Regions from separate parts of the Homo sapiens genome. Here region 1 is linked to region 2. Evidence: read pairs that join two places in POLR2A ChIA-PET (ENCODE). Cell type or tissue: endothelial cell of umbilical vein. All regions are shown on one strand. Links, peaks and the distances in the headings refer to the core of each region. The heading gives the core; the rest is flanking DNA. Region 1 has its middle 16 kb from the start of FYN. Region 2 overlaps FYN (FYN proto-oncogene, Src family tyrosine kinase).

Evidence for each region. Peaks named below come from ENCODE experiments on the same cell type or tissue, not always from the same donor. Only the 100,000 strongest peaks of a DNase experiment are listed, where the experiment ranks them.
Region 1: POLR2A ChIA-PET joins it to region 2 with 5 read pairs; 7 of 35 experiments call an interaction of 5 or more read pairs at or near these places.

Annotation. Positions count from the first base shown.
Region 1 is chr6:111,886,702-111,892,083 of GRCh38, reverse strand. No RefSeq gene overlaps it. Among named protein-coding and RNA genes, the nearest start is that of FYN, 16 kb to the right of the region's middle. RefSeq lists an enhancer at 2,245-3,190. In endothelial cell of umbilical vein, for the core only: no CTCF peak of the experiment used is centred there; a DNase peak (open chromatin) is centred at 3,043.
Region 2 is chr6:111,824,739-111,830,120 of GRCh38, reverse strand. All of the region lies in intron 2 of FYN (FYN proto-oncogene, Src family tyrosine kinase), which reads left to right. Among named protein-coding and RNA genes, the nearest start is that of FYN, 46 kb to the left of the region's middle. In endothelial cell of umbilical vein, for the core only: no CTCF peak of the experiment used is centred there; a DNase peak (open chromatin) is centred at 330.

The DNA.
Region 1 (5,382 bases), core at 78-5,077, 62 kb before region 2:
TATTTAGTGGGTACTATGCTTATTATCTGGGTGAAAAAATAATCTGTACACCAAACTTTATGACACGCAATTTACCCATATAACAAACCTGCACATATACCCTTGAACCTAAAATAAAAGTTAAGGCTGGGTGCAGGGGCTCACGCCTGTAATCTTAGCACTTTGGGAGGCCTAGGTGGGTGGATCACCTGAGGTCAGGAGTTCAAGACCAGCCTGGCCAACATAGTGAAACCCCATCTCTACTAAAAAAAAAAAAAAAAAAAAAATTAGCCAGGTGTAGTGGCATGTGCCTGTAATCCCAGCTACCTGGGAGGCTGAGGCAGTAGAATCGCTGGAACCCAGGAGGCAGAGGATGCAGTGAGCCGAGATGGCGCCACTACGCTCCAGCCTGGGTGACAGAGTGAGATTCTGTCTTAAAAATATATACATAAATAAATAAGTAAATGCATAAATAAATAAATGTTAAAATAAAAAAAAAATGACCCTAAAATAAATGAAGAGATTATAGTCACCATTCATGAGTTAATTCATTCAATAAACACTTATGGAGTGCCTGTAGTATACAGGAGCATAACTTATTCAATGAGTGGTACGTGAGAGGATACATCACAAGAGAATACCTCACCCACACTGGTAGTTCAGCAAAAGCTTCCTGGTCAACATGACAGTGAGCTAGGTCTTAAAGAAAATGCAGATATTAGGCAGTTGAAAGGAGGAAGATCATTCCAGGAAAAGGGAAGAGCTTATGCAAAGGTACAAAGGCTTGAGAACAGCCAACATGCTCTGAGAACCCATTATATTTATAAACACACAGTACAAACAACATGGCTGGTATGGGTGTTTGTGAAGGACACAGCACAATCTGCTATGAGTACCTAGTATATTTCTTAGTGTGTCATGCTGAGGAATTTGGATGTTGTCCCACAAGCAACAGGGAATAGAGATTTGTAAATGAACAAGTGACATAATCACATTTGCATTTTAGAAATATTTGGGAATATGGAAAAGAAGTAAGAGGAGAGGTGTAGAGGCAGGAAAATCATTTGGGCAAAAAATGATAAGGGCCTTCCTGCCTCTACACTTGTCTTCTTATTTCTTTTCCATATTCCCAAATATTTCTAACATAGGTTGGTGACCTAGGGGAGACCATCCTTTTGAAGGGACTTAGCTGTGAAGGGAAGGAGAGAGGGCAGTAACTAGAGGAGACATGATAGAGTTTTCTTTCTTTCTTTGTCTTAGGATGAAAATGTCATAAATAAGTCTGATGAGAAGGAAGAACTAATGGAATGCAAAAGGCTGAAGGGATATAAAAGAAAGGAGATAATTAATGGAATGAGTTTTACAAAAATATTCCTAATTAGAGTCCTTTAAATGGGATACTCCTCATGGGCCCATAAATTATTATATAATTTTACAAAAGAAATAGATTCCTTCTAAGCAGCACTTGAACTGTAGAAATCAAGAAATACTTGTGGTGTTGCTCTGTCATCTATAAGAAATATCCATATATCCATTAAAGTGTCTTTATTTAATTGTAAAATGAGACTATGCCCATTAATTCTGTTTATCTTCTCTCCTTCTCTCCCTCTTCTCTGCCATTCCTTCTTCTAAGCCATGACTTTTATTCAGGGCTCCAAATGGAAGGGGATGCATCTATTCCAAGCCTTTGTTCATTCTAACCCATGTGCTTTATAGTTTTCAATTTACATGCAGAAATTGAGACAGAAGAAATCTCACCAAAACCATTCATGTAGTCCTGTGAGATGACTGCCTAGAAGAAGAAGAAATTCAATAAAATGCATTCAGGTTTGTAGCACTGTGTTCAAATTCAAATTCTCCTGCTTCTAAGCAGCCACCATCATATTGTCCATCTTTCTATCTGAATGAACATAGCTCGCATTTGAGTCTTGGAATAGGGGAGAGGAAACTCTAGAAAAAAATTTCCTTTACTCCTTTCTGTTTACGTCGCTTTATGTTAAGTGGCAAAGTAGTTCATTTTAAAAATTAGAACACTCAATAGCTTAAAAGCTGAATTGATAGTTTTTAAAAATAAAAATTATATACAGATTTTATTAAAAGCTCTAACAGAACAGAGGGTATTAAGCAAAAGATAAAATTCCCTCCAGCCTGTCATTGCCCTAGGACCCCTCCCCAGACATAATCATTGACAGTAGTTAATTGGGTATCTTGCCAGAAATTCCCTAAGCATGTGTGAGCAAAAATATGATTACATTTCATTTGAAAGGAAGACGATGGCAGTTATGATCACTTGGTCCCTGTGCTGCCACAGTCCTGGGCTTTTGTTTCTAAATCTTTCGAGTAAGTAGGTCTTTAGCAGGTCTTTTTTTTTTTTTCTTTTCCAATTGAATTAACTAAAATGGGCATACCAACTGCACATTATAGTCTTGATTTGGTAGTGATAAAGTCCAAAGTAGGTGTTAGAAGTGCTAAGAGGGAACTTCAACCCTCTGATCCTCCTCTTTCTCCTCCAAAGAGGAAAAGCAGCTTTGAAAAGTGCAGCCCCTGCTGAGGTCCATCTCTGACCGCCTCCGGGCTTCTCTCTAGAAGCTCTGTCCTTTTCCCAGCTGGAGCCCCTCCTCCTTGGATGGGGCAGGCATCCTGCTGCTGCTGGCTGAGCCTTAATGAGTATCCAGTTAAATAGAAAGCTGAAATCCTCTTTTCTGAAGACAAGAGAGGATAGACTTGAGGTAGAAAACATCATGAACTAGAAAGTAAATGAGGAGGAATCAGAGTTTGACTTTAAATAAGAAGAAGAATCTTTTTAAAAATTCTGGCAATGATCTGCTGTTTCCCCACGTATCAATTTTCACGGATCCACTGTCGGAGAGAGCTCTCTTTCATCACATTACATAGCTACAATACCGCTTTAAATGTGCAAATCTGCGCCTTTGCTTGCTTCTGTTGACAAAAGATAACCCTCCTACTGTTTCAGTTTCAGCCTTTCCAGTCCTCAGTGACCTGAGCAAGTAAATGAGCAAAAGGGATACATAGACTCCTACTTTTTGGCATCGACCCAATTTTCCAATCTTCAAAATTCTCAGCCAGTTTCCCTCTCCTCATCACCGCATTGTGCTACTTGAAAGACACAGTGAAAATAGCTATGGGAACACAAAGAAAGAAAGAACACGCACCATGGGGTTAGCGAAGAGGAAACCCTCTTAACAGATTTCAAAAGAATAAATCCTGGAGCAATGCTGAGTCTTAAAAGATTTACCAGAAATATAGGCAGAACTCCAAGACTATGAGGCTGGAAAAAATTAAGATATTGGGCACTGTAAGATAGAAGATAAGGAGAGGAGAAATCCCCAATGAATTAATAATCAAATTCATGTATGGCTTCTTGTTAACGAGAATCCTACCAAGAATCCCAAGATTGAACCTGGTTACTCTGCTAGTTGTAGTAAATATGATGGAGTGCTTGTTAAAGTAATCTGTAAAACCTTATTTCTGAAGTAATTTCATGTACTCTTGGCCTTTCAGGTAGCCAAATCCTGCACAAAGTCAGAACTTTTTAGTAATTTTTTTCAATCAAATATTTTCTATAGTAGTATTGCCTGGTTTGTCTTACATTCTGGCAATACTTTCCCAGAAATATTGAAATCTATAGATTGATTGGACCACAGCAGTGTCCTCAGTAATTTGTCTCTGAGTTTGTTTTATAACTTAGCCAGTCTGTTATTGTTGGCTATCACAGTTGTTTTCCAATATTTCACTATCATACATGATACGGAGACCAAAAAATACAGCCATTTTTGCACAGATCCATGATTGTTTCCTCAGATGTGTTCTTAGGAATGAAATTGCTGGTCAAAATGGTTAATACAAAGCTAAGTCCAAAAATGTTATATAAATTTACCATCTCTTTATAGTAGTTTGGAGGAGAGCGCATCCCTCCCCCACTTTGAAAATATCCAGTATTTTGCCAATTTGATAGAAATTGTTTTAAAAAAGATTTCCTTTTTCTACTTGAATTTGCTTTTCCATGTGGTGAAATGCTTTTTCATTTGTTTGTGGACTTTTGTGTTTTGGTCTTGAGCCATGCGTATTGCAGCACCCCCTTCAGAACTAAACCTCCTAAAAAGGTCATATACTCTCTGTGTCCACTTCCTCACTGTTCCTTGATGTCTTAGCCCACTCCCCAACTAATCACCAATGACTTCTACTTCACGAAATCCCGGGTTCATTTTTCTGATCTCATTTTCCTAGATCTTTGGCTAATATTTGACAACATTTACCATTTCCACTTGAAAACACTCTCCTCACGCCTCCTCAGATACCACATCTGACTGGTTTTCTTTCTGCCTCTCTATCTGTTCCTTCTCAGTCTTCTCCTCTACCTGACCTCTCATGGCCCAGTCCTAGGTCCTCTTTCTAAGTGAGCTCATTCGTTTCCCATGACTTTAATTACCACAGATATTAATTACCTCATTTATAACTCCAACCCAAACTCCCTCCCCCACTACCAGGCTCCAGATTCATACATTCAACTGATAATAACATCTCTGCTTGAATATGTCTCAGGAATCTCAACTTTAACATGTTCTAACACAAACATAAGCTCTCCTTGCTTTTCTCCCAGACTTCCCTGTCACAGAAAATGTCATCACCATTTTCAGAGCTACTTAGGTCAGAAACCTGAGGGTTATTCTTGGTTGCTCCCTCACCTTCCTTTCCCACTCGTAAACAAGTCCTATTGTTTCTCTTTCCAAAATATATCTTTTTTTAAACTTTTATTTTAAGTTCAGGGGTACATGTGCAGGTTTGTTACATAGGTAAACTTGTGTCACGGGGGTTTGTTGTACAGATTATTTCATCCTCCAGGTATTAAGCCTAGTACCCGTTAGTTATTTTTCCTGATCCTCTCCTTCTACTGACCCTTCACCCTCTGGTAGGCCCCAGTGTGTGTTGCTTCCCTCTATGTGTCCACATGTTCTCATCATTTACCTCTCCCTTGTAAGTGGGAACATGCAGTATTTGGTTTTCTGTTCCCGCATTAGTTTGCTAAGGATAATAGCCTCCAGTTCCATCCATGTTCATGCAAACAACATGATCTCGTTCTTTTTTATGGCTGTATGGTATTCCATGGTATATATGTACCACATTTTCTTTATCCAGTCTACCACTGATGGGCATTTAGATTGATTCCATGTATTTGCTATTGTGAATAGTGCTAAAGTGAACATACACATGCATGTCTTTATGATAGAATGATTTATATTCCTTTGGGTACATCCCTAGTAATGGGATTGCTGGGTCAAATGGTAGTTTTGTTTTATATCTTTGAAGAATCATCACACTGTCTTCCACACTGGTTGAACTAATTTACACTCCCACCAACAGTATATGAACATTCCTTTTTCT
Region 2 (5,382 bases), core at 121-5,120:
TTGCACTTCTCTTCACCTAGCAACTTTTCCATACCATCTGTCTGGCTCCATTGAGTCAGTAGTTCAATAAAGATACTTTAGAAACACTTTTTAAAAAAATTATGGGGGTGGAGGACCAGGAGAATACTACAAAGGAAATGAGTCCCTGACATCCCCATGTGAGCAGCCTCATCTTCTGAGGCCAGCTGGTCTGGAGGCCAGAGGCTCCTGCTTTATTCAACAAGGAGCATGGAGACAGTGATCTGTTCTTCTCCACATCCTAGCACCAAGCCAGGCACAGGGTAGGCCCTTAAGCATCTGATGAAGGAATCATGCATGTATCCGTGGCATGTCTATTGCAGTATTTCATAGACTTAATGGAGCTGGAAGTGACCTTTGAGGTTATCTCTTCCAACTACATCATCCGACAGCTGAACAAGCCGCAAGTCAGGGAAGCTAAATAACTTGTCTAAGGTCAGACAGCAGTAAAATCAGCTTCTCAACCTATGTTTTCTGACTTCCATTCTCCCAGTCTCCCTGTTTTTGCTCTACTGGAAGTGCTCAGTCTATGGTTCTTTTCCTTTCTTTCATTTCTGTGCTTATTGGTGTCTGTTCTGTGCTTAACAATCTGAGCTCCTGATGTGAGAGACCTGGGCTCTCTTCCTTGTCTGCTGCACCTTAATAAGCATTAGTACATACTTACTAATTATCCTACGTTTTGAATAGCCCTTGGTACTTTTCAGGTTCTTTTACAAATGTTTCTAATTAGATTTTACTACAGACCGGTGAGATAGGTTGAGCAGGTATTTTTCCCACACATCAGGTGAGAAATCAGAGGCCCGGGGAGAGTACTACTTGTTCAAGACCACCCTGCTGATGAGTGACACAGTTGAGGATAGAATCTGATTCTCCTCTATGAGAGGATGATGGTGAGTTAAGACTGTTTTGAAAATCTGACTTCAGGCTCTGGAATCTCGCCTGCCTCTATGTAAATGTAAAAAATAGGATTTCATGTTTTCTAACAGTTTTCCATTTAGTAGCTCATTTCGTAAAGCATGTTCTGAAGCACATTGGTCCCAGGAGATGTGTGGAAAATGGATTCTGTGGCCAGATAAGCTGGGAAGAGCTGCTTGTTATATCCCCCTCTTGGGGATTCCCTGTGCACATTAACATTTAAAGGCTCTGAGAAGTCCTACTGCAAAGACTGTTTAATGTGTTGTTTTTTTAATTGTGGTAAAACACATGCCACTAAAATTTACCATATTAACCATTTTAAAGTGTACAATTCAGTTGTGTTAAGTGTATTCACATTGCTGTGCAACCAGTCATGACTACATCTTGGAAAACTTAAAATCCATACCTCTTAAACAACAACTCCGGATTCTGCCATTCCCCTAGCCCCTGGCAACCACCGTTCTACTTTTTGTCTGTATAAATTCGACTCCTCTAGGTACCTCATGTAAGTGGATCATATAGAATGTGTCCTACAACTGGCTGATTTCATTTAGCATAATGTCCTCCAGGTTAATCTATGTTGTAGCGTGTGTCAAAATTTCCTTCCTTTTTAAGGCTGAATAATATTCCATTGTATGTATAGACCATATTTTGTTTGCATTCATCCATCAGTGGACACTTGGGTTGCTTCTGCCTTTTGGCTATTGTGAATAGTGTTGCTATGAACATGGACGTACAAATATCTTTTGGAGACCCCGTTTTCAATTTTTCAACTAGATACCCAGAAGTAGAATTGCTGGATCCTATGGTAATTTTATTTTTAATTTTTTAAGGAACTACTGTTGTTTAACATATTTTTATACTCAGTTCATAAACTTGTTTGATCACAAAGTTCTTTTTCCACATCACACCTTTGGGTATCCCACAGAGCATGGGTTTTTCAGAAAACACTTTGGGGAATCCTGAGCTCAGTAAGCAATTTCTGCTTGCTCCAAGGGGCCAGAAACCTCAGGATGCTGGCTGGGGAATTTGGCCATTAAGTTTCCAGCCCAAGGACAAGGTCAGCAGTGCAGTCCCAGGAGCTGCAGAAGAGGAGGAAGTTCTCAGGGTACACAGTCAACTGTAACCAGGGTTCCTCCGCTACTCTAGAACAACACTGTCAACTTGACACGGAGTGAAGCGGCCATTGTGGTGCTGAGGTTGTTTTGGACTGCACTGGTTGGACAGCATCTTTACTGGCCAAGAGAGTAAGGAGGGCAAGCCTGCCTGCCTCTGTGCAGTTAGGGGCCTGGGGAAAGCTTTATGATGAGAAGTGTCAGATTTCAGAATCCACCGTTTCCCCCATCTCCCCCAAGAAGAAAGAGTACCCTTAGTCAAAATCTAAATGGGCTCCTCAGCAGGGCTTGTTGTGTTGACTCAATCTAATTGGTCTTTAATGTGGTTCTTAAATAGCTGAGGAATAATTGTGAACACTGTAATTGTGTGGGTGGGTAAAACTTTCAACCAAGTTGATGGAAAGGGTATGTGGGGGCATGGGCAGTAAACTGAGGAAAGAAAAATAATTCTTTTTACCCCCAAAAAGCTGTCGTATACCCCCAGTGTCACTGTGGTCAGCTTTTCTCCAGGACCAGCTCAGGAAGCCTGAGCCGCTGGTGACCCAAAAGGGGGCATTACATGATTGAACACCTCAAATCCCCAGTGTTGTTCCTCTACACACTGGCTTAAAGATGGGCATGAGCCGGAATGGTTTTAGGGACATCTAGAAGAAAGTAAACTGGGAGGTTCCTGTAGCTGTTGCAGCTTGGTGTTAAGGATGAGAAAAACTATGGAGAGGACATAGAGCCCCAAAGAGTCTTTGAACCAGCCTGCAATAAGACCATAGAACACTCAGCTTCTTAATTTACTTGACTGAGAACAGATAATGATACCTCACATTGTGGGATGAGAATTTCATAAGCTCTCTGAGATCCTTAGATGAAAGCTGCTACTGATCCATAGACTATTATTATTATGAGACTTTACTTTTCTGTAAATAAATGTTACAGCTTCTTCTCTCTGACTCTCTTGCTCTAAATGAGGTGAGATTCAGCCTCTCTCGTTGGCCGACTCTTGCCCTGTCTCCAGGACCACAGTTCTGCGTGGAAGCACTGAGATGAGCTGGAAAGAGCTCTGATAAGGGCTCAGGAAATTCTGTGCAAAATTTCAGACAAGCAGCTTCCCCTCACAGCGCCTCAATTTTCTCATCTCTAAAGGTCCCTTTCTAAGGTCCCTTCCAGCTCTGTAGGTTTGTGATTTTATCAAAGAAACAGAACAAAAAGTCAGCTTCTAATTACAAATGTTTATTGGGTCCCTGGTATGAGCTAGGCACTGTTTTCGGTACATGGCCTAAATCGGTGAACAAGGTCACTTATTTTAGCTGGGAGAAAAGAGATGAGACAGTAAGCAGTAAATATTAATACATGAGTAAATTCTGTCATTGTTAGAAGGGGATATGTCCTATGCAAAACTAAAATAATGTGGTAAGGAGAATTGGAAATGCAAGCAAGAGTGCAATTTTAAAAATGTAACAAAGAGGAACTTTTCCATTATGAGTTACTAGAAGATCAAGTATGTCATTAAGGGAGTGGGGGCTATAAATCTCTCCTTTGGAGATTTTTTAGGAAGCGAAATTAGTCATGTTTTTGGATTCAGGCATATTCTTGTTTGAATGTAGAAGGGATAAACAGATTACCCTTTTGAAGGCTTTCTTTTTAAATGATTTAATGGTATGTGCAGGGGTAGCTCCAGAATTCATGTGTGTGCATAAATACACATACATACACATATACACATATATAGAAGTGCACACACGCGTACTTCTTAAGGAACAGTAAAAGCCAGAGTTGGGAGGCCCAGATGCTAACATACCTCCACACCAGCTCTGAAAAGGCCAACTAGTGTGCCATAATGCTGTAGCTCTCCCACCCTGCCATTTCACAAGGGAAAAAACTGAAACACCGAAATGCTAGCAACTCACAGAAATCCCAGTGAATCAGGGATGGGTAATGGAACCTGACAGTCCTCTGGCGTCTTCACTCCTCCCTGTATTCCTTTTTCAATGAGATTGGCAGCTCAGTTGTTTTCCCTTCGCCTTTTCTCTTGCTTGTCTACTGCTTCTACTCCCATGGTTGTATACTTAAATAGTAATGAAATTATAGAATACTCGCCCTAACTCTTAATGTATCCAGACCCACCCAATCCAGTGTCAGAATGATATGAGTCAAAGAAATACAATCTAGTGACAGTAATTTCAGAATAGCACATCTTGACTTGTCTTTCTCAATACCATAGAGGGATATAGAATTACAGCAATATTTCTTTAAGTCCCTCTTTTTCCCTCCAGCTTTCCTCACACGTTACAGCCCTTACAAATGAGCCCCCAAGCCTTTCCTAACTGTGGCCCACCTGCTCTCCCACCTTTCCTCCTGATTCTGCATCACAGAACTCCCCCAAACAGGTCAGGGCAAAGGGAAGAACCAGGAAGGCAAAGCCAGAGTGCACATGAGCAGCTGGGAAGAGTAAGCCTGGGAATATGTGTTACTAACTTCCATTCCCTCACACGACCATGTGTGTCTGCACTGCACTAGGCATTCTTCTATCTTACCTTATATAATTTAATGCTCACAGAAATCCTGTGTGGTAGGTATTGAGATCTTCATTTTACTGATGAGAAAACCACAGTCAGAGAAGCTTAGTAACTTGCCTGGTATCCTGTGATAGAGAAAATGCTAGGATTTGAGCCCAGGTCTGTATAGTTATCAAAACTGTGCTCTGTCTCCTATGTTGCTACCCTCTATAGAGTATAAATCCCAGAAGCTCTATGTTATTTCAGTTGCCAAATTAATAAAACTCGCTGTCTGGTGTTTATATTAAGGCAATTAAATTGGTTTTCAGCTAAGATCTTGAAAGTACAGTAGCTACATGGAAAAGAGGGTGCCTCCCACAAAGGGCTTGTGCACTGGAATGTTTGTCTTGTTCGGGACCATGGAGAGCTGTCCAGGCCTCCCTGCCCGCAGTCCAAAAAGATCCCAGCAAGGCCTGTGGACCACCATTCCTACGCATCAGAGGCAATGGCTTTCTGACTCTGTCAGTCTTCTAGCAGGTTTTACAACCAGTGGAGTGCTCATGTTAGGCCTGACCATCTGAGGCAATGCCTGCAATGCTCAGAGATGGGAGCTCAGAGGAGTTTTCAGAAGTAATGAAAACTTTAAACAATTCCTTAATCACCAGAATAAAATAAAGATTCTTTTTGACAAATGCATTGGTTCAGTTTATGAATTTGTGAACTTGATTCAGATAACCTTAGGAGTAAAAGTGTGCAAGACCTCATTTTGTGGCTACCTGGTAACACTTTGGCTGAAAGCTAGTGTTCATTTGAATAGTGAGTAGTGGAGGGGACAGGGTCTGAAA